Regions from separate parts of the Homo sapiens genome. Here region 1 is linked to region 2. Evidence: read pairs that join two places in POLR2A ChIA-PET (ENCODE). Cell type or tissue: PC-3. All regions are shown on one strand. Links, peaks and the distances in the headings refer to the core of each region. The heading gives the core; the rest is flanking DNA. Region 1 overlaps DST (dystonin). Region 2 overlaps DST (dystonin).

What was found. ChIA-PET counts read pairs that join two places held together with the same protein. Peaks named below come from ENCODE experiments on the same cell type or tissue, not always from the same donor. Only the 100,000 strongest peaks of a DNase experiment are listed, where the experiment ranks them.
Region 1: POLR2A ChIA-PET joins it to region 2 with 10 read pairs; 2 of 35 experiments call an interaction of 5 or more read pairs at or near these places.

The regions. Positions count from the first base shown.
Region 1 is chr6:56,885,358-56,896,042 of GRCh38, forward strand. All of the region lies in intron 3 of DST (dystonin), which reads right to left. Among named protein-coding and RNA genes, the nearest start is that of DST-AS1, 47 kb to the left of the region's middle. RefSeq lists enhancers at 2,191-2,360, 5,343-5,402 and a cis regulatory region at 2,276. In PC-3, for the core only: a CTCF peak has its summit at 6,612 (motif pointing right); a DNase peak (open chromatin) is centred at 5,434; H3K27ac peaks cover 1,587 bases.
Region 2 is chr6:56,633,506-56,644,190 of GRCh38, forward strand. DST (dystonin) reads right to left here. Exons shown (of 104, transcript NM_001374736.1): 16 at 8,905-8,998; 17 at 8,442-8,596; 18 at 6,638-7,100; 19 at 6,424-6,552; 20 at 6,191-6,268; 21 at 5,945-6,106; 22 at 5,754-5,858; 23 at 3,052-3,147; 24 at 2,084-2,209; 25 at 1,296-1,448; 26 at 957-1,111; 27 at 627-753. Among named protein-coding and RNA genes, the nearest start is that of DST-AS1, 210 kb to the right of the region's middle. In PC-3, for the core only: a CTCF peak has its summit at 4,254 (motif pointing right); a DNase peak (open chromatin) is centred at 4,296; H3K4me3 peaks cover 297 bases; H3K27ac peaks cover 627 bases.

The DNA of each region.
Region 1 (10,685 bases), core at 1,662-9,661, 250 kb after region 2:
ATGATAATGCTATTTTTTAATTTTTGAAGACCTACCATACTGTTTTCTATAGCAGTTGAACCATTTTACATTCCCACCAAGAGTGCACAAGGGTATATAAACTTAATTTTAACAACATATTTGCTTAGGTATCTGCTTTGGTTTGAATGTTGTATCCCACCCAAAATTCATGTGTTGAAATTTAATCCCCAATATGACAGTATTAAGAGGAGGGGCTTTTTGGAAGTGATTATGTCATGGGGGCTCACCATCATGAATGGGTTAATGCCACTACAAAAAAGGCTTCAAAGAGCTCCCTTGCTCTCTCTTGCTGTCTTTGCCTTCTGCCTTCCACCAGGTGAGGATGCAGAAACAAGGTGTCATCGCTGAGGAACAACACCTCACCCAATACCAAACCTGCTGATGCCTTGGTCTTGAACTTTCTAGGTTCCAGAAGAGTGAGAAAATAAATTTCTATTATTTATAAATTACCCAGTCTCAGGTATTCTCTTATAGCAACACAGATGGACTAAGACAGTGTCTGATCCCCATCGATCTTAGTAATACTGAGCTGCATGTAGCAAGGGTCAATGTAGATTAGCCAGTGGTATTACCCAGTATCAGAGTTGATTATCTAATTTACCAATTCATAATTGAATAGGGTGTGTGGAGGAGCAGCATGGGCTTGATAGTATTAGACCAAAGTGGACTTGCCAATACACAGGTAGCCTAGGGTGGCCAACACAGATAATGCAGGCTGTGAGCAGACTCTCAAAGATGTAAAGCTACTCCCTGGGAATGAGTCACATTGGGATACTGAATAATTCCTCCAGTCAAATGGAATCTATATTCTTCTCCCTGGAAGTTCTCACCCAATTCTCTAAGCATTGTCAGAGATAAAGACTAAATAAACATAGGATAAACACAGGAGACAACAGACTGCAAGGATGAGAGAGGTCTGCTTCTAACTGACCTTATGAACTTAAGCCAATCACCTACTCACTGAGGTTTAGTTTTGTCAAACTGGATCAATAATATATGCCATACCCAACACACAGGGTGTTTGTTCAGGAGATAATGAATATGAGCAGTCTTTGAAAGTATGAAGTGCTACTTAACTACGAAGTACTACTCCAAAGCTATAATTTTCCTGAAACAGCCAGGCATGGTGGCTCACGCCTGTAATCCCAGCATTTTGGGAGGCCGAGGCGGGCAGATCACCTGAGGTTAGGAGTTCGAGACCACCCTGACCAACATGGAGAAACCCCGTCTCTACTAAAAATACAAAATTAGCTGGGTGTGGTGGCACATGCCTGTAATCCCAGCTGCTCGGGAGGCTGAGGCAGGAGAATTGCTTGAACCCAGGAGGTGGAGTTTGCGGTGAGCCGGAGATCGTGCCATTGCACTCCAGCCTAGGCAATGAGAGTGAAACTCAGTCTCAAAAAAAAAAAAAAAAAAAAAATTCCTGAAACATTACTGTCATTTCTAGAACTGAATTCTCATCTCCCAAAGCACAAACTAAATTTTGTTCAATTTCCATAGATTGATTTTTTTGAAACACAATCATCATCTCAGAACTAAAATAAATAAATAAAGAGAGAGAGACAGAAAATATTGAGAGAAATCAGACCCTTATCACTCACTTGGAGGTGGTTTAGAAGAGTAAAACAAAAATGATGTTTGGAAAAATTAAGAATTAGACTTAGGAGAAAAGTTCAGAGAGATAGAACCATGAGCCTAGAAAAGAAACAATTTATTGATTTTCAAGTACAATTAACTTGCTGCTAATTAGCACTATTTAATGGTAGGAGATTGTATCACTAAAAGTACTGAAGCAGAGAGGAATCTAGCATTACAAAAACTGTTAAGTCAGATGAGCTCTAAGATCCCCTCAAGCTTTAACATTCTTTGATTCACAAAGACTGAGAGTGACACGGTAGCAGGTGGCTATGCTTCATCCTCTCCACAGAGGATACCACAATAAGAAATGGTCTTAAATTGTAAGGCATGGGATTTAGGGCAAAGATCAAGGAGTTGTTTCAGGCAGAGATGGCTGTTAAATTCCAAACAGAATTCTGAGGTAAGCTATGGCTGTGTCCTTTAAAATAAAGGAAGCTATACCCATCTTACCAGAGCAATTTAAGGATTTCTTTGGTTAGAGGTGAAATAATAAACTAGACCATCTTTGAAGGGGCTTTCTTTTCAGTCCTTTGATCCATAGTTGTCCATGAAAATTTTCAAAGTGTAAGTGACTATCTAAATGTTTTCTTTAAGTTTCCTTGGTTTGGAGATTAAAGAATTTAAGGTTTTTTTTATTTAAGACAACAGGTTGTCATCACATACAAGAAAGACATAGAAAGAATGGCAAGAGGTCTTGCTTCAGTCAAAATACTGACCTCAAAAAAGAATCATGAGTTATGAACACATGCTTATTTTTCTCCAAGCAGAACACATGAATCCCTTTACCAAGTTAATCTTGGTTTCATGAGTTGTTTATAGAGACTAAACTGTTCATTCAATACAGTCTACCTACCTTGCACATTCTTGTGCCCCTGTGCATTAATTATTCCAATACCTTACTGTAATTTATTATAGCAAGCCTATAATAAATGAAATCTTTTTTTTTTTTTTTTGAGATGGAGTCTCGCTCTGTTACCAGGCTGGAGTGCAGCAGTGCGATCTCGGCTCACTGCAACCTCTGCCTCCCGGGTTCAAGCGATTCTCCTGCCTCAGCCTCCCAAGTAGCTGAGACTACAGGCACGTGCCACCATGCCCAGCTAAGTTTTGTATTTTTAGTAGAGACGGGTTTCACCATGTTGGCTGGGATGGTCTCAATCTCTTGACCTCGTGATCCGCCCGCCTCAGCCTCCCAGTGTGCTGGGATTACAGACGTGAACCACCACACCTGGCCATAAATGAAATCTTTTATAAAATTCTATTAATTATGAACCTAAAAAGGGAGGTACAGCAATATGTAGCAAAGACTCAGTACATTGAATGGGTGTCATTCAAAAAAATTCTTTTCAGATAATTAGCAAAAGAAATTTGACTTTATTAATCAATTCATTCTCCAGAATTCCAAAGGGGAAAAGGAAACAAATGTTTCCTCTAAGAGCTTTGGATTTGCTAGTTAATTAGCCAAAGTAAGGTATGAGTTGTACAGTTATGCCTTCCACAAAAGGGGAAATATCCTAAGGTTATGCACATAGAGCTGCCTGGTCCTACATATTTGAAAAGGAAAGGGAAAAGGAAGACCATTTTAATAATCTAAGCAGGAAAGGAACACAGAAACACCCTGCTATATTTTCAAGAGATCAAGGATATATGCTTAAGTCTTTCCTACACTCCAAAAAGTTCCCAACTACAAATATGACAAAATCTGGTTAATTTAATTATTACAAATTAAAGCTATATAATGTTCCAAAATATACTGCAGCCTTACAAAAACCTAAGCTGTAATCAGAAAAACAGAAAATTTCCCCAAGACTGAAAAACAGAAACCCACAACAGAAGGAAAAGAAGGGTGAGGTCAAGGAAGTGGTGGTTTAGTTGGGGAGAGTTCAGGGAAGGGAAAATCTAATGAGTACATCTGGGACTTCATTTCCTGCTATTTTCTCTAGTCTCTACCTGAGTGGCCTTTTCTTGGCCTAAAATGAATAGCCTTAAATCAAAGTCAAGAGCTACCTAGACCCATGTCTGCTTAAGGCATTTATATTTCTGAGTGAAGAGTTGGAAGTTATAAGCGATCCTCAGTCCTCTTCCCAAACTCTCATCACTGGCAGACTCCAAGGCTCAGACCTCAAGTGTCTTCTCTTCTCTATCAAATTCATTTTCGGAGTCATCCCACCCAGTCTTATAGATTTAATAACATCTATGTACAAATAATTCTCACATCTTCCATGAAATCCAGACACAAGAATATCTAATAGTTATTTCAAACTTCACATATCCAAATCAGAAAATTTTCTTTCCAATCCTCAATCCAAACCTGCTTCTTCCTTTGTGCTTACCATTTCAGAAAAGAGGATCACCCAATCACCTGTGTTAGGCCCATATGTCCTCCAACTCCTCAGTCAAAACTGTCAGGTTCAAAAATCCCATTGCTTGATGGTGGTGGGAGCCCAAAAGTAAGAAAACAGGTGCTCAGAGGCTAAGATTTTGCCAGCAGGGAGAACAAGCTGCAGCTTTGGCAATAACCTGGGAACACTAGCAATTTTTAATTATACTTTTTCAGCTCAGTGAGAAAGTCTCAAAGATTCTAAGTCACCAGGAAATGCAGGCAATGCTGTTGCAGTGTGCAAAAAACTGGAATCAGTGAAATGTAACAGGAGTAGAGTCAGTATGTTTGATTATTTCCTGATGCTCTAAAACTGTTATTTCCCCATACCCACCCCCAATCTCAAACACATAAATACTTTTTGGGTCTGAAAGTTGTACATTAACAGGTTCATGTGAGCAGGCAGTAGGGCAAAATTACTCTTGCTTACTTCTTGCTACCTCCTAGGTGCCCTGCCACAGAAAGAGGGGGCCAATTTTGCCAATAAAATGATGGCAAAAATGATGTTTGAGGTTTACCTATGGTTTTCAATACCATTTTAAAGATAGGTTTTAATTGATGTAATAGTTTAAAAACACAAAGATTTCATCCATATCTACCATCTATGCAGTTAGAAAAATGAGACTCAAAGTAATTAAAATACTTCAGGAAGGCTGATGAGGATAAATGTCTAGCACTAGAATTGTAATCATGGGGAGTTCTCCATTCCTTACTCAAAAACGGCTCAAGCCAAGAGTGCCTAGGTTTAAATGTTAACTCCATGATCTACCAGCTGTATGACCTTGACACATTTCCTCCCTGGAAAGTGAGCACCGACTCCAGAGAATCGCTGAGAAGATAAAATGAGAGAAAAACAGAGAAGAGTGCAGAGAACAATGCCCATGTATTGTCAATGAGGTAAACATGCAGTAATGCAAGAGTTCTTATGATGATGATGATGATGTTTAAAAATCCTGGGATTCAGAAACAAAACAAAATGCTTTGTAATGTGAAAATACTAAGGAATAAATGGAGATCTGGATCTAATTATCTTTTCTGTTTCAAGATGGTAAAAAAAATTCCTAAGCATCCTAGTGACATATCTTAATATACAGTATAAATCCAAATACATATGTACTGAGAGGAAATCAGGATAAATTTTTAGTTTATCCACTTTTAGAAACATCTAAAACAAGGAGTAAAATAAAAAATCTAGATATTATTAAGTTTTTATTAGTGATCCCCATTACAAATTCTTATAGGTATATTTGCATATAGCTTACAAATCCAGAATAAGTAAATAGGTTAAAACAGCTAAGGATGCTAAAGTATTTGCATTTCACATAACACTTCAAGAGGATGGTCTGACTGAAAGTAGCTAAAACTGCACAGTCACGCTTTCTGACTCATCTCCTTTGCAGTTACTTCTGTTTTCAGTCTTTCTCACTCATGGGCCTATTTCTTATTTAGATTGCCACTAGAAATGCCTTGAGTGCTTCATATAAAGTCATTCAAGTAATCCTGAATCACCATAACTGATTTATTTTTACTCCATCTCCAAGCTATAATCAGAGTTGCTTTCATGGCAACACGTCATAACACTGATTTTCTCCAAATGTGTACGTTTAGAAAAGACACAGGCTTTAGACGCATGTTGAATAGGGTGGCTCTAGCAGGCACTACTGGCTGCACCTAACCAAATCCAGAAGAGGACACAAAGCCTCAGTTCAAGCTCATATATGGCATTAAAAGCAGGGAAATGTCGGCAGAGGCCAAAAGGTTCTAGAAGCCTGCACAGGAATTGTGTGAGACAAGGAGCCAACAGCCTTCTCACTACCAACTCTGACAACGTCCAGTCTCTCAGACAACTGACAGGAGATGCAGTAAGACACCCTGAAGACCTCTCCCAGCTGGATGTGGTGGCTCATGCCTATAATCCCAGCACTTTGGGAGGCCGAGGTGTTCTCTTGAGCCCAGGAGTTCAAGACCAACCAGGACAACACAGACAGACTCCACCTCTACAAAAAAAAAGTTAAAATTAGCCAGGCATGAGGCGTGGTAGCGGGCACCTGTAGTCCCAGCTACCCAGAAGGCTGAGGCAGGAGAATGGCGTGAACCGGGAGGTGGAGCTTGCAGTGAGCCGAGATTGAGCCACTGCACTCCAGCCTGGGCGACAGAGTGAGACTCCGTCTCAAAAAAAAAAAAAAAAAAAAAAATTAGCCAGGCATGCTGGCACCTGCCTATAGTCTAAGCTACTCAGGAGGCTGAGATGGGAAGGTTGAGCCCAAGAGGTTGAGGCTGCAGTGAGCCGTGATTGCGCGACTGCACTCCAGCCTGGGTGACAGAGCAAAACCCTGTCTCAAAAAAAAGAAAACTCCTCGGTGGAGCTTGCAGTGAGCTGAGATCGCACCACTGCACTCCAGCCTGGGCAAGAGAGCAAGACTCCGTCTCAAAAAAAAACACTCCTCAGAATGGTTTTTTGCCCATGCAACTGAGTAATCTCCACTGCTATTTGCTGCCCTCTAATCTCCCTCTCTTCCAACAGATCCTTCAGGAGAGAGGGTGAGGCCATCCTCAGATTCCCCACCAGCAGTCATCAGCAGATGTCAGCAGAACACCATGGGTTAGGCCCAAATTCAGGCCCTAATCACCTCACTGCTAGGCTGCCACAGCTACCTAACTGTCCTGCTCTCCTGATGTACCCTGCACATGTTTAATCCTCCTAAAATCATGCTATGATCACACTACTCACCTATTACAGTGTCTTCAGAAGCACAGAAAAGAAAGCTTAAACCAGTGGTTGTCTGAAATGTATGTTGGCCCCTAACTATTTTTTCCAGCTTTATCTTGTATTTCTCTCATATAAATCCCCACATCCAGTCAGTTCTCAGCACTTTTGCTTACTCCACTTCCCGGACCCAGCATCTGCTACCCAGCCAATTCCTATCCCTTTTTTTTTTTTTTTTTTTCAGACAGTGTCTTGCTCTGTCACTCAGGCTGGAGTACAGCAGCATGATCATGGCTTACTGCAGCCTGGAACTCCGGGCTCAAGTGATTCTCCCACCTCAGCCTCTCAAGTAGCTGGGACTACAGGCGTGCACCACCATGACTGGCTAATTTGTTTTTAATTTTTAGTAGAGATAGGGTCTCCCTATGTTGCCCAGGCTGGTTTCAAACTCTTGAGCTCAAGTGATCCTCCCACCTCAGCCTCCCAAAGTACTGGGATTCCAGGTGTGAGCCGCCACGCCCAGCACTACCCATATTTTAAAGCCCAACTCAATCCCAACTTTTCCATAAAGTAATTATGCCTTAACCAACCTATTTAGGGGTGGGGGTCCCCTCTTTGTTCTCTGAATTCCTATAATGCTTACTAATTGTACCAGTCATCATTAGCTATCTTTCATATATCATTCACTCAGTCAATAGTATTCACTCAGATGCCAAATGCCAAACGCCAGATGCCAGGAGATATTCTAGAACCCTTGATATGGGCCTCAAAGAATTCATGGTCTAGGGGAGGAGGAATAAAAGGAAGAAACTACTATTTATTGTTTATTCTATGCAGGTCTTTCCATATGTCAGCTCAGTTCATCCTCATGACTCTATATGGTAGCTATTGTTATCACTTTATTTATTTTTTATTTTTCCAGAAGTTATTGAGGTACAGGTGGTATTTGGTTACATGAGTAAGTTCTTTAGTGGTGATTTGTGAGATTTTGGTGCACCCATCACCCAAGCAGTATACATTGTACCATACTGTTGGCTTTTATCCCTCGCCCTCCTCATACTCTTCCTCCCAAGTCCCCACAGTCCATTTTATCATTCTTACGACTTTGAGTCCTCATAGCTTAGCTCCCACATGTCAGTGAGAACATATGATGTTTGGTTTTCCATTCCTGAGTTACTTCACTTAGAATAATAGTCTCCAATCTCATCCAGGTCACTGCAAATTCTGTTAATTCATTCCTTTTTATGGCTGAGTAGTATTCCATCGTATAGATACACCACAGTTTCTTTATCCACTCGTTGATTGATGGGCATTTGGGTTGGTCCCACAATTTTGGAATTGTGAATTGTACTGCTATAAACACACGTGTACAAGTATATTTTTCATATAATGACTTCTTTTCCTCTGGGTAGATACCCAGTAGTGGGATTGCTGGATCAAATGGTAGTCCTACTTTTAGTTCTTTTTTTTTTTTTTTTTTTTTTTTTATTTTTTTTTATTTTTTATTTTTTATTTTTATTGATCATTCTTGGGTGTTTCTCGCAGAGGGGGATTTGGCAGGGTCATAGGACAATAGTGGAGGGAAGGTCAGCAGATAAACAAGTGAACAAAGGTCTCTGGTTTTCCTAGGCAGAGGACCCTGCGGCCTTCCGCAGCGTTTGTGTCCCTGGGTACTTAAGATTAGGGAGTGGTGATGACTCTCAACGAGCATGCTGCCCTCAAGCATCTGTTCAACAAAGCACATCTTGCACCGCCCTTAATCCATCTAACCCTGAGTGGACACAGCACATGTCTCAGAGAGCACAGGGTTGGGGATAAGGTCACAGATCAACAGGATCCCAAGGCAGAAGAATTTTTCTTAGTACAGAACAAAATGAAAAGTCTCCCATGTCTACTTCTATCCACACAGACCCAGCAACCATCCGATTTCTCAATTTTTTCCCCACCCTTCCCGCCTTTCTATTCCACAAAACCGCCATTGTCATCATGGCCCATCCCCAATGAGCCGCTGGGCACACCTCCCAGACGGGGTCGTGGCCGGGCAGAGGGGCTCCTCACTTCCCAGTAGGGGCGGCCCGGCAGAAGTGCCCCTCACCTCCCAGATGGGGCGGCTGGCCGGGCGGGGGGCTGACCCCCCCACCGCCCTCCCGGACGGGGCGGCTGGCCAGGCAGAGGGGCTCCTCACTTCCCAGTAGGGGCGGCCGGGCAGAGGCGCCCCTCACCTCCTGGATAGGGCGGCTGGCCGGGCAGGGGGGCTGTTCCCCCCACCTCCCTCCCGGACGGGGCGGCTGGCCGGGCAGAGGGGTCCTCACTTCCCAGTAGGGGCGGCCGGGCAGAGGCGCCCCTCACCTCCCGGACGGGGCGGCTGGCCAGGCAGGGGGCTGATCCCCCCACCTCCCTCCCGGACGGGGCGGCTGGCCGGGCGGGGGGCTGACCCCCCCCACCTCCCTCCTGGACGGGGCGGCTGGCCGGGCAGAGGGGTCCTCACTTCCCAGTAGGGGCGGCCGGGCAGAGGCGCCCCTCACCTCCCGGACGGGGCGGCTGGCCAGGCATGGGGCTGATCCCCCCACCTCCCTCCCGGACGGGGCGGCTGGCCGGGCGGGGGGCTGACCCCCCCCACCTCCCTCCCGGACGGGGCGGCTGGCCGGGCAGGGGGCTGACCCCCCCTCCCCCCTCCCGGACGAGGCGGCTGGCCGGGCGGGGGGCTGACCCCCCCACCTCCCTCCCGGATGGGGCGGCTGGCCAGGCGGGGGGCTGACCCCCCCACCTCCCTCCTGGGCGGGGCGGCTGGCCGGGCAGAGGGGCTCCTCACTTCCCAGTAGGGGCGGCCGGGCAGAGGCGCCCCTCACCTCCCGGACGGGGCGGCTGGCCAGGCGGGGGGCTGACCCCCCTACCTCCCTCCCGGACTGGGCGGCTGGCCGGGCGGGGGGTTGACCCCCCACCTCCCTCCTGGACGGGGCGACTGGCCGGGCAGAGGGGCTCCTCACTTCCCAGTAGGGGCGGCCGGGCAGAGGAGCCCCTCACCTCCCGGACGGGGAGGCTGGCCGGGCGGGGGGCTGACCCCCCCCACCTCCCTCCCGGACGGGGTGGCTGCCGGGCGGAGACGCTCCTCACTTCCCAGACGGGGTGGTTGCCAGACGGAGGGGCTCCTCACTTCTCAGACGGGGCGGTTGCCAGGCAGAGGGTTTCCTCACTTCTCAGACGGAGCGGCCGGGCAGAGACACTCCTCACCTCCCAGACAGGGTTGCGGCCCAGCAGAGGCGCTCCTCACATCCCAGACAGGGCGGTGGGGCAGAGGTGCTCCCCACATCTCAGACGATGGGCGGCCGGGCAGAGACGCTCCTCACTTCCTAGATGGGATGGCGGCGGGGAAGAGGCGCTTCTCGCTTCCTAGATGGGATGGCGGCCGGGCAGAGACGCTCCTCACTTTCCACACTGGGCAGCCAGGCAGAGGGGCTCCTCACATCCCAGACGATGGGTGGCCAAGCAGAGACGCTCCTCACTTCCCAGACGGGGTGGCGGCCGGGCAGAGGCTGCAATCTCGGCTCTTTGGGAGGCCAAGGCAGGCGGCTGGGAGGTGGTTGTAGCGAGCCGAGATCACGCCACTGCACTCCAGCCTGGGCACCATTGAGCACTGAGTGAACGAGACTCCATCTGCAATCCCGGCACCTCGGGAGGCCGAGGCTGGCGGATCACTCGCGGTTAGGAGCTGGAGACCAGCCCGGCCAACACAGCGAAACCCCATCTCCACCAAAAAAAAACGAAAACCAGTCAGGCGTGGCGGCGCGCGCCTGCAATCGCAGGCACTCGGCAGGCTGAGGCAGGAGAATCAGGCAGGGAGGTTGCAGTGAGCCGAGATGGCAGCAGTACCGTCCAGCTTTGGCTCGGCATGAGAGGGAGAGGGAGACGGGAGAGGGAGAGGGAGACGGGAGAGGGAGAGGG
Region 2 (10,685 bases), core at 1,173-9,172:
GTGAGCCACCGCGCCCGGCCGAGACGGAGTTTCACTCTTATTGCCCAGGCTGGAGCGCGATCTCAGCTCACTGCAACCTCTGCCCCCCAGGTCCAAGCAATTCTCCTGCCTCAGCCTCCCGAGTAGCTAAGATTACAGGCATGCACCACCACACCTGGCTAGTTTTGTATTTTTAGTAGAGACAGGGTTTCTCCACGTTGGTCAGGCTGGTCTCGAACTCCAGACCTCTTAGGTGATCCACCTGCCTCGGCCTCCCAAAGTCCTGGGATTACAGGCGTGAGCCACCGCGCCCAGCCAACAATTTTAGGTTTTAACGACAAAGAAAAACAAGTCTACGAAACTCAAATGAAATCAACTGTACCCATCATCGTATATCCAACAACTACATTCTGCCTCCCTATCTCACAGTAAGTTCTGAATGAAATTTGTGATCTCCAGATTTCCTCAGTTCTTAAAAAGTGCCTTATATGCTATGGGCATATAACAAATATTCATTGAATAAATGAATATTAGCATGGATTTGCCGGACTCCATCCTATTCTAAAGCAAATACAAACTCTACGACACATATGAAAAGGCATGCACATTTTTGGACATATCGAGTTGACATACAGATTCATACTTACTGAAGCCACATTGCTAGCTCGAATTCTATCAATTTCATTGATGAGATAATGCCAGGATACTACACTCTTCATGTTTATGTGAGACTCATGCCAAAGAGTCAGGACATTCTGATACTGTTGCTCAATTCTGAAATACATGAAAGAGAACTCAGATTAATGTTTTTACTCCCTCTGAAAACACACTGCAATTTTTCTTTTTGTGTGAAATATTCCACGGATGAGTTCTAGAGACTTTTGATCCTGTGGGGCCTTGACAAAGTATTGATTGTTCCTTCAACCTTCAGAGGGCCCCCAAAACTAGCTCAACATTTTTAGCTAATATATACAAACCTGTTGGCAAGGTCCACCGCTTCTTTGTTTGGTGGAGGAACGGTGAAGCACACAGATGGGACCATAGCCTCATTCCCAGTAGGACTAATGACCTTCCATTTAGCACGATGAGAGTTATTCGCCAAAACACATTCATCGTCTTTGTAAATGGTTATCTGGTTTAAAATAAAGAGCAGAATAACTCAATGAGGTCACTGTTAACTGTTTTCCATACTCAATCCTGGGATTTTTTTTGTTTTATGAGGCGGGAAATCTTGATCACTAGTTAGCAATATGATCTCATTTACAAAATATATGAATAATGACAGAAACTGGTCTGTTTCTAGGAGTTACAAGTACCTCAATTTGTCTGTAGTCACAGATAGCTTTGATCGGAATAGAAGTTTTGAGTGGACAGTCAGAATTCCTTGGCTTCAGTTGAATTATTGTTTTTGCTTTTCCCATTAGGTTTGCTATAGTGCTTTTGTACTGCAGAAGTTCTTCTTTCTCTTCCTAAGTAATAAATACAGTGAATTTTAAGAAGTAAAAGACTTGTACTCTCCATGCCTTCAGCACTTTACACAAATTAAACTTCATCAGAAAAGTCTTCTCTCTGACTACCTAGTCTAAATTTTCAATCTTTCCTCCTCCACCCCATCTTGTATCCCTCTTCCTTTCTTTGGTTTGTTTGGTTTTCTTTTTCCTCTTTGGCATTTACACTACCTAACATACTATACAAATTTTACTTATTTATTCTGTTTATTGTCTAACTCCCTCTCTAGCATGTAAGCACCACAAAGGTAGAGATTCTTGTCTGCTTTGTTCACTGCTGTAGCTCTAGAACCTAAAACAGTGCCCAGGATATATTAAGAACTTAAAAAGTATTTGCAAAATGAATAACTAAACACACACGTGCACACACACACACACGACACTAAAAACCATCTTAAAATATCAAAGCTATCACATTAAAAAAACACTTCTGTTGTATTTGTTGCCAAAAGAATACTAAAACTGAATGTGCAAATGTGTAATTGAATTAGTGGGAAATATCAAGAGTGCCAATAAAATACAAAGTTCTGCTCATATAAAACACTAATCTAATCACTTATGCATACTTATAAAATGCATAGGTTTTGTATTAGTACCATTGATTCCTGAACAAGGTCTTCTAGCTTGTGAATGCTGCTTGATCTATCACAGCTGTACTTCCGCTGAATGGCATCTTTTAGATTCCTTAAGTAATCAGTAGCTTCTTTGGCATCATTGAAAAACTAAGGAAAGATGAAACCTGGAAGTTAAAGTATGTTAAATACCAGCAAAGCACACAGTTGTCACACTCCAATACCAAGGTCCTATGTGTACCCCTCATAAGTGAGAAGAGAATAAAAGCACAAGATAGCTTAATAGTCACATCTTTCCTTGGACCAAAGAATAACCCTTGAAGTTGAATAGTTATGAATGAACATACTAAGTGTCCAAAGCTTATATGATGTTTTGGCTCTCTATTATTTTGGCTGAAGGTCCATTTTAAATTAGGATTTAAACAATTTTTAAGTAGGAGTGAAATTCCAAGAATACTTAAAAACTTCTATGGTTTTAGAAGTTAAATGGTTATAGATGGTTGATTCTCTATATGAAAACAGTTCCTAAATAAGAGACACATTTGTAGAATAGAATAAAGATTTTATGATATCTTAAGAATTTTTAAAGGATTCCTGCATTAACAGAATACTTCAATCTATCTCATAGGACATAAAACCAACTCTTTCGGCCTACAAAGAAAACAATTCACATATATATATATATATATATACACACACACACAAACACACACACACACACACATATACATATATACATATATAACAGTGTGTGTATATATGTGTATATATGTATATGTATGTGTATATATATGTGTGTGTATATATATACACACATATATGTGTATACGTATGTGTGTATATATATACACACATATATGTGTATATATATATGTGTGTATATATATACACAGAAACACATTGTTATCCTAACAATAAATTATGAAAAAGATTCCTGCAAGTTAGCCAAAATCACAATACCATCTATTGAAGTTATGATTCTACTCACATACCTCGAAATACGCTGTGTTCTCCTTTATGTGCTGCTCCACACACTGGCAGAGCTGTAAGATCCAGCTCCACTGCGTCTGCATTGCCGCTCTGTAGGCCTTAAAGATAAAACAGAGCCATCATAACTGACTGGGGAGAAATAAGGCACACATACCTTTTGATATCGATGCTTCTAAATGCTAACTCTACTATCTAAATAGATGACCAATTGTTTTGGCAGAATAAGACTTGGAAATTAGGGCAGTGGCTGGGCATGGTGGCTCACGCCTGTAGTCCCAACACTTTGGGAGGCCAAGGCAGGCAGATCACCTGAGGTCAGGAGTTCAAGACCAGCCTGGCCAACATGGTGAAACCCCATCTCCACTAAAAAATACAAAAATTAGCCAGGTATGGTGGCACGCGCCTGTGATCCCAGCTACTCAGGAGGCCAAGGCAGGAGAATTGCTTGAACCCAGGAGGCGGAGGTTACAGTGAGCCAAAATTGCGCCATCGCACTCCAGCCTGGGGAACAAGAGTGAAACTCCACCTCAAAAAACAAAAACAAACAAACAAACAAAAAAAAAACAAGAAAATCAGGGCAGTAAAATTTTCCTCTTATCTAAGACTTCTCACTTGTACAAAGTCAGTCCTAAAGTTTAAATATAAATTCTTAAACCACTCCAGTTGATTTCTTTTCAATTTTAAACTTCTTGAAATTTCTTATTAAAATATAAGAAAAAAATTATCTCTGGCTACGGGAAAAAATATTTAAAAACTAAAATAAATGCAAGCTATCCCTCCTGTTTACAAAACCAACACTTGACTCCTTTGCCACCAACTCTTACATCTGCTTTGTGGAATCCTCCGATATGTTTTCTTTCGTGGCACATTCATCTCTCCTTTCTCTGAATTTTTACGGTGCTAGATCATAAAATATACCTTCTAACACAGAAATATATGGTTATGTCGGTTTCTCTTTGTTTTTGCTGGGATGAGGTTTGGGGAGGGTGGAAAAGAAAATGTGTGTACTCCCAAATTGGTGTAATTCTGGAATTATAATGATGATAATACTAGGAATTTTTATTTTAAAAATGTGTTTCTTGAACTTCTAATTTAATAGAGAGTGTATCTTTCATGAGGGTAAACAATATTGTACAAAGGATACCTCCTTCCTCAAGGAAACATGAAATACTCTTTTCTATTTAAGGTGCAATTCATTGATTTCCAGAAGAGGGCACTCGAGATGCTTTAATGACTATTTTAAGTAAGCCTGTCATTTTCCCTCCTTTTGGAAAAGTTCATTCCTGCTGAGCTATACTTAGGCAGGACTTCCGAATGGAATGTATGATGCAGCATTGAATATCTGGCAACATATCATGATCATATTCTACCTCAAATTAAGCTACTTTCAGTAAATTGGCTATAAAAGATGTATCATATTTTTTTCATATAAAATATGAAACAGTATTGATAATTAACTAAATATTATCCATGTACCCAAACAAGACACAGGACAGGCCGATGGGATCATAAAGATGACTAAGGTTTCATTTTACTTCTTAAGAAATTTTTTATTAATTAAATTATAATTTTTACATAAAAGTGATCAGAGTGACATTCACATGTTCCATTCCCATCAAAATTCTTGGCCCATAATAGTATTTCCTAACAGTTTTCATCTCTCCACCCTAAGAAATACTCTTTTTAGTGTATTAGTGTACAAAACCACATCCCAGGCCCTCCATTACTCTCCTTTCCCTAAAGATTCCCTACTCTTCTACGTTTTTAACATTCATATGTGACATTTCATGTAGACACAAAACCGTATTTTATATAAAAGATCATACATAACATCCCTAAAACTTCCTGATGAGCCTAGAATTGTACTAATCTTTTGAGTTATTATGATTTCAGTGAATCTATCAGATTCCTTTCCTCAATTGTGAGTTTGAAGCATGACAACTTTCAGGACCAGCATCATTTTTTTTCCTCTGGCAAAATATCACATCTGACTGCCCATGTGTGACAATCCCTACTTTCTTACATAATCCCCCTATTCTCCATTCAGAAAGTCACTAACTCTGTCTAATATACAATTTAAAACATTGTCCCAACTGCATAGGCAACCTGATAAATCCCATCTCAATTTTCCACTTCTGAATTTGAAATGTTCACTGCACATTATAAAGCCTTGTCAGGATGCTGTCCCAATACACCTCACAAAACCAGAGCATAAATAAAAGTATTAAATTGAATCATAACAGCTGGTATTTTTTTGAGAACAAATAATGTACCAAAAACTATACTAAGCAGTAAGAGTAAATTATTTCCTTCTTATTCTCATCACAACTCTATGGATTAGAGGTAATCTCTCCCATTCTTGGTAGGAAAATGAGGCTTGGCAATACTATGTCACTTGTGCAATGTTACACAATCAGAAATAAATAATATGGCAATGCTTACACAGAGAAGGTACTTCATATTTACAGCAATACATCTTCTCAGCCACAGAGGCTGACAAGGGTACTTTTATTCTAAGTGATGGGTGACATACTTAGAGCCAGAGAACTGAAGGCAATCAGTACAATTTGTCAGAAACATTTCTGAGCCAGGTTTTAATAAAAGTTAGATGGCTTGTAATTTTCAACTTCTCAGCAATAAAAGAATCTGAAGGGAAATAATCATATCAATATTCAACCAACACCATTACACTTTCCAGCTTTACCTCAATAGTTAACCGGGCTGGATGATTTTCTAGAAGTAGCTGCTCTGCTATCTCCTGAACTGATTTAATATTTTCTTCCTTTTGATCAAGTTCTCTCATTAATTCCTTCAAGAAATAATTAAGAAGTGTGTTAGAAAAATATATAAACCTAAAATGCAACCCTAGTATGCAAGTACAAAGGGTGTACTTACAGCATGATAATCTTTTTTCCTAGCTATGTTGGTGTTTCTCTCACTCCAGTCATAAGCAACTTCCTCCTCTTCTTTTTCATTCAACCAAATAAGTTCATTAGTCGCACGACTTACAAAATTATGGAGTGTATCAAGGTGCCGTTCTTGATTCCTGGATGTATTCTTTAGTAAGGAAAATCATCATAAGAATCATGTTTTTGCCAAATATAGATAAGGGAAACAGAAGGTTTAAAAAAAAAAACTTACCAAGAGTTTTGCATACTGACTCTCTAATCTGTGCAACTTTTCTGCATAAGTCAGTTTAAGAGGTGCTGTCATTTGAATCTATAACATGAGATTAAAAAGACACTCCAGTCAGGAATCTGAAGGAATTCTGACTCACACTTAATGTATCTATTATTGATTTACAGGGTCTTCATGTAAAAAGCAAAACAAGAGTAAACTAAAATGAAATATATACAAATTTTAAATTCACATACCTCACTGATTTTAGCTTCTTTGAGACTAGATTCAAATTCTTCAATAGCTCTATGAACATTTTTATGATTTTCTAAATGGCTTTCAACACTTGGCAAATCTGAGCCCCACTCAGTGCGGTCCAGTTGTACCTTCAGACAGTAAAATACTAAGTTTAAAAAAGAAATTGATAACAATAAAGACTGAAACACTCAGGTAAAGTAAACATTTTTTTACCTGCATCTCATCAACCCAATTCAAAAGATCCTGAACAAATTTCATATTGATTTCTTCTTCTGTTAAATTTTGATCCAGCAAAGAAGACTTTAGAAGGGGTTTTCGGATCTGCATCAACTTCAAAGTTTGCAATGAATTTGGCTCTACTCCTGAACTGAAATTTGGAACTAATCCTGATGGGAAACCAGGTGTATAAGCTGGAGTGACAGATGGAGTCAGGCGGGAAGTCATCCCTGATGACAGGCCAGAAGTCATACTAGAAGAGGTTAGGGAAGGTGTTAAACTCTGGGTCAGCCCTGAGGTCAGACTAGGGTGTAAGGTCTGTGCAAATCCTGAGTTTAAACTTTGAGTGATTCCTGATATCATGAGCTTTGTCTGTTCTGTTGTCAGTATGCGTCCTTTGCTGTACACAGAAGAACATTCGTTCCTTAAGGCCATAATTTCGTCACGCAGTTTTGCAACCCTGAAAAGAAAATCCAAAGGGATAAGGTGAAATATAAAGGCACTTGTAACAAAGAGTGAACTCTAATGTTAATTATAGGTTTTAGTTAATAATGATGTATCAATGTTGGCTTATCAGTTTTAGCAAATGTGCCACACTAATGCAAGATGTAAATAACAGGGGAAGAGGGAGGTATAAGGGAGCATATGGGAACTCTGTATTTTTCACTCAATTTTTCAGTATGCCTAAACGGCTCAAAAATACAAACAAGCAAAATGAGGAGGCAATTGAAATCACATTGCTAAAATTTTGCATCATGATTTTTTTCAATGAGCATTGTACTATGAGGACTTTCAATCTTATTTGTCTTTATAACTATGATTTATAATGAATACAATTACTATAGCATAATATGATCATTTTTACATTTATGTATATATTTTTCATATTTAGAATTACTATAGATTCCTAAAGGTGAAATTACTGAGTCAAAGGATCATTTAAAATTTTTGCATTTACATATTTATGCACAGAGAGAGAGAGAGAGAGAGAGAGAGAGAGAGAGGTTATAGCCTGAAATATTCCATACTTACCCCCATACACACACTTCTCAGTGATAAAGGTTTTTATACACGTATTTTCTTTCAAGATTTTGTTATGAACATTTTCATAATAGGATAAACAGAAAACTAAAAAGCTGAATTAAAAATGACACTTTTTGGCCAGGCATGGTGGCTCATGCCTATAATCACAGCATTTTGGGAGGCTGAGGCAGGTGGATCACTTAAGGTCAGGAGTACAAGACCAGCCTGGCAAACATGGCAAAACCCTGCCTCCACTAAAAATACAAAAAATTAGCCAGGTGTGGTGGCGGGTGCCTGTAATCCCAGCTACTAGGGAGGCTGAGACATGAGAATCGCCTGAACCCAGGAGGCAGAGGCTGCAGTGAGCCGAGATCACACCACTGCACTCCAGCCTGGGTGAGAGAGCAAAACTGCATCTCAAAGAACAAAAAACAGACACTTTTCTTAGATTTTTTTCTCTTTCAAACATCCCATGAATACTTTAAATGTATGTAAATGTATGCATGTAACTTACATCTATATCTAGGGTATTCATTTTAACGAGTTAGTTACTGCAGCAGTATTATACGCACCATAAAATATTTTTTCTATTGCTAATCTTTAAAAGACAAGTACCTACTTAAACACCAAAATATATAAAAATGTGACACACATTTTCAACTAAAAAACAGCAAAGAAATATATTTCATAAAATTTTCATACTCTACATTCCTATTTCAAATGCCCATGAAACAGTTACACAAAAAAAGGACAGAGAAAGAATAAGTAGCACTCTTACCTCTGTACCAATTGATCTGCCTGGTAGTATTTTCCATCAATAAGAATCTGTACATCAATTACATGCTGGCGTAAAAGGTTCTCACATTCAAGTATATACCCAGCAATTTCTGCTTCATTCTGAAACTGCACTCCTGATTCTAATCTTTTAGAATCCTGTATTTTAAAAGAACTCAGTATTAATTCTGTGAAACAAGTTTCAAAACAACCTGAAATATAAAACATCAAATATTGGAACAGAAGCCTACTTGGGCTTTCTTTAGTTTTCCTTGTTGGTTCAAAAATATGTTTTCCCTCTTCTTGTCTCTCAAGAGAGCAAACACCAATCATAATCTTTAACAAACTTTAAGTTTCAGTGGAGAGTATTACGAAGAATCAACCAAACATTATGTAAAAGTTTTAGTTCATCCAAACGCACAGTGACTCCTCTACCACAACCCCAATGGCTCCTAAAATTAACTTACAGACTGAAGAGCATTTCCAGCAAGAATCAGTTTGTCTTCACAGATGACACTGTCCCTCTGAACTCTGTTGGCAATCTGTTGCAACATTTCTAACCTAAAAGATGAGACAAAATAAAATAAAGCTTCTCCCTTTGAAGTCAAAGAGCTCACCATTCCTGAAAAGTGCTGCCCATCAAAAAGTAAAACACAATCCCACACCAATGATTCAATACCTGTGTCCATCAAAGGATTCACTGCCGAAGCTAATGCAAGAGTTGATCAGTGTTGGACCACAATGAACCAAGAGAAGATTTTCATTTGAATCAAGACTGGTTCGAGTGCTGGTAGTGTTACTAAACACAGAATCACTGCTACGGTAACTATAACTACTACTGTGCATTTTTATTCCTGAAACGATGTTCTTTCTTTCACCTTTCAAAGTAGACTAAAAGGTAGGAGGTCTGGAAAAAGCTCTACTTCTAACGGTGAAAAGTGGCAGCTGAATATTACAGCTTTTAGTGGCTCCTTAAATATGCTTCAACATGCATATGCAACACACAGCAAATAATATGCTGATAACTATTCAAAAGAATCTAGCCTAAAGCCATTCGTTTGCTAGCTGAGGTTTGCCTTTTGTAGCTTGTATTAAAACCCTACAAGTATGAACAAAGCAGGCAGATTGGGCGTCACTGGAAAGGATATGCCAAATATTTGCACTAAGAGTCATCCAATTGCAACCACCTAAAAAACAACTCAGATGCCTCACAGATGTCCAGGACAACTAGTAAAGATTATTCTGGCAATACCAATCATTAGCTAAAAGAACACAAATATCCAATCATAGTCTGACTTCTGCAAAAGACCAGGTCTGTGCTGAATAATGTAAGGAAGGCAAACAGCTAGAAATTATGAAGTACCTATAAACAAATGAATTTGATGAGAAGCAAAGTACGCTTCCATTTTAACCACCATGTCATTTGTTTATTAGGTTAAATTAATGGAAAAAGTATCCATTTACCTTTCTTTATATGACACGCTCCCAGTAATGTTACTTCTAAACCTACTATAAAGTGCCAAGTAGAATACTGATGCAATGCTTACAAATTTAATTTGTCTGTGCTTGTTTTTCCATTCTATAGGATATTACATGGCATAAGAACACTGGCTCTTTCCCATTTGTTTTTCATACACTTCCATGCCACATAGCTATTACTCGCAATACATAGACAATGCCAAAAAATTCGCATGAAGAAACATGAAGGCATTTATCCAACCAGCCTCCTAAATATTTTCCTACCTCCAATAATACTGTTACTTCTCCACTCTAAGAATAGATATTTTTCTTTTCAGGGGTCAAGAAAGGGGAAATTTGAGAGTGCCACACCAATTGCTTCTTGGCCTTTTGGCTAAGATCAAGTGTGAGAGTGCCACATCAAATATAGTGAGTGAACAGAATAGCTCAAAACAATAACAGTGGCACCTGGCATTTATTAAGTAATTATTATGTGCAAGAAATTAATCATTTTAGATACATAACTCATCTCATACTCATAACCACCCAATGTAGTAGGCACTATTACATCCTGTTTACAAATGAAGAAACTGAGGCTTAGACGGTTAAAGAACTTGTCTAACATCATACAACTTTGCAGGCTGAGCTAATAATCTAATTTAAAATTGAGTGGCTTCTAGGCCCTGAACTCTCAACCACTCTCTGCTTTCTTTTATGAACATATCTTAAAATTCAGCTACTGTTCTGATGACTAAAAATCTACTCTGTATCCTCTGGAATACTTTTCCAT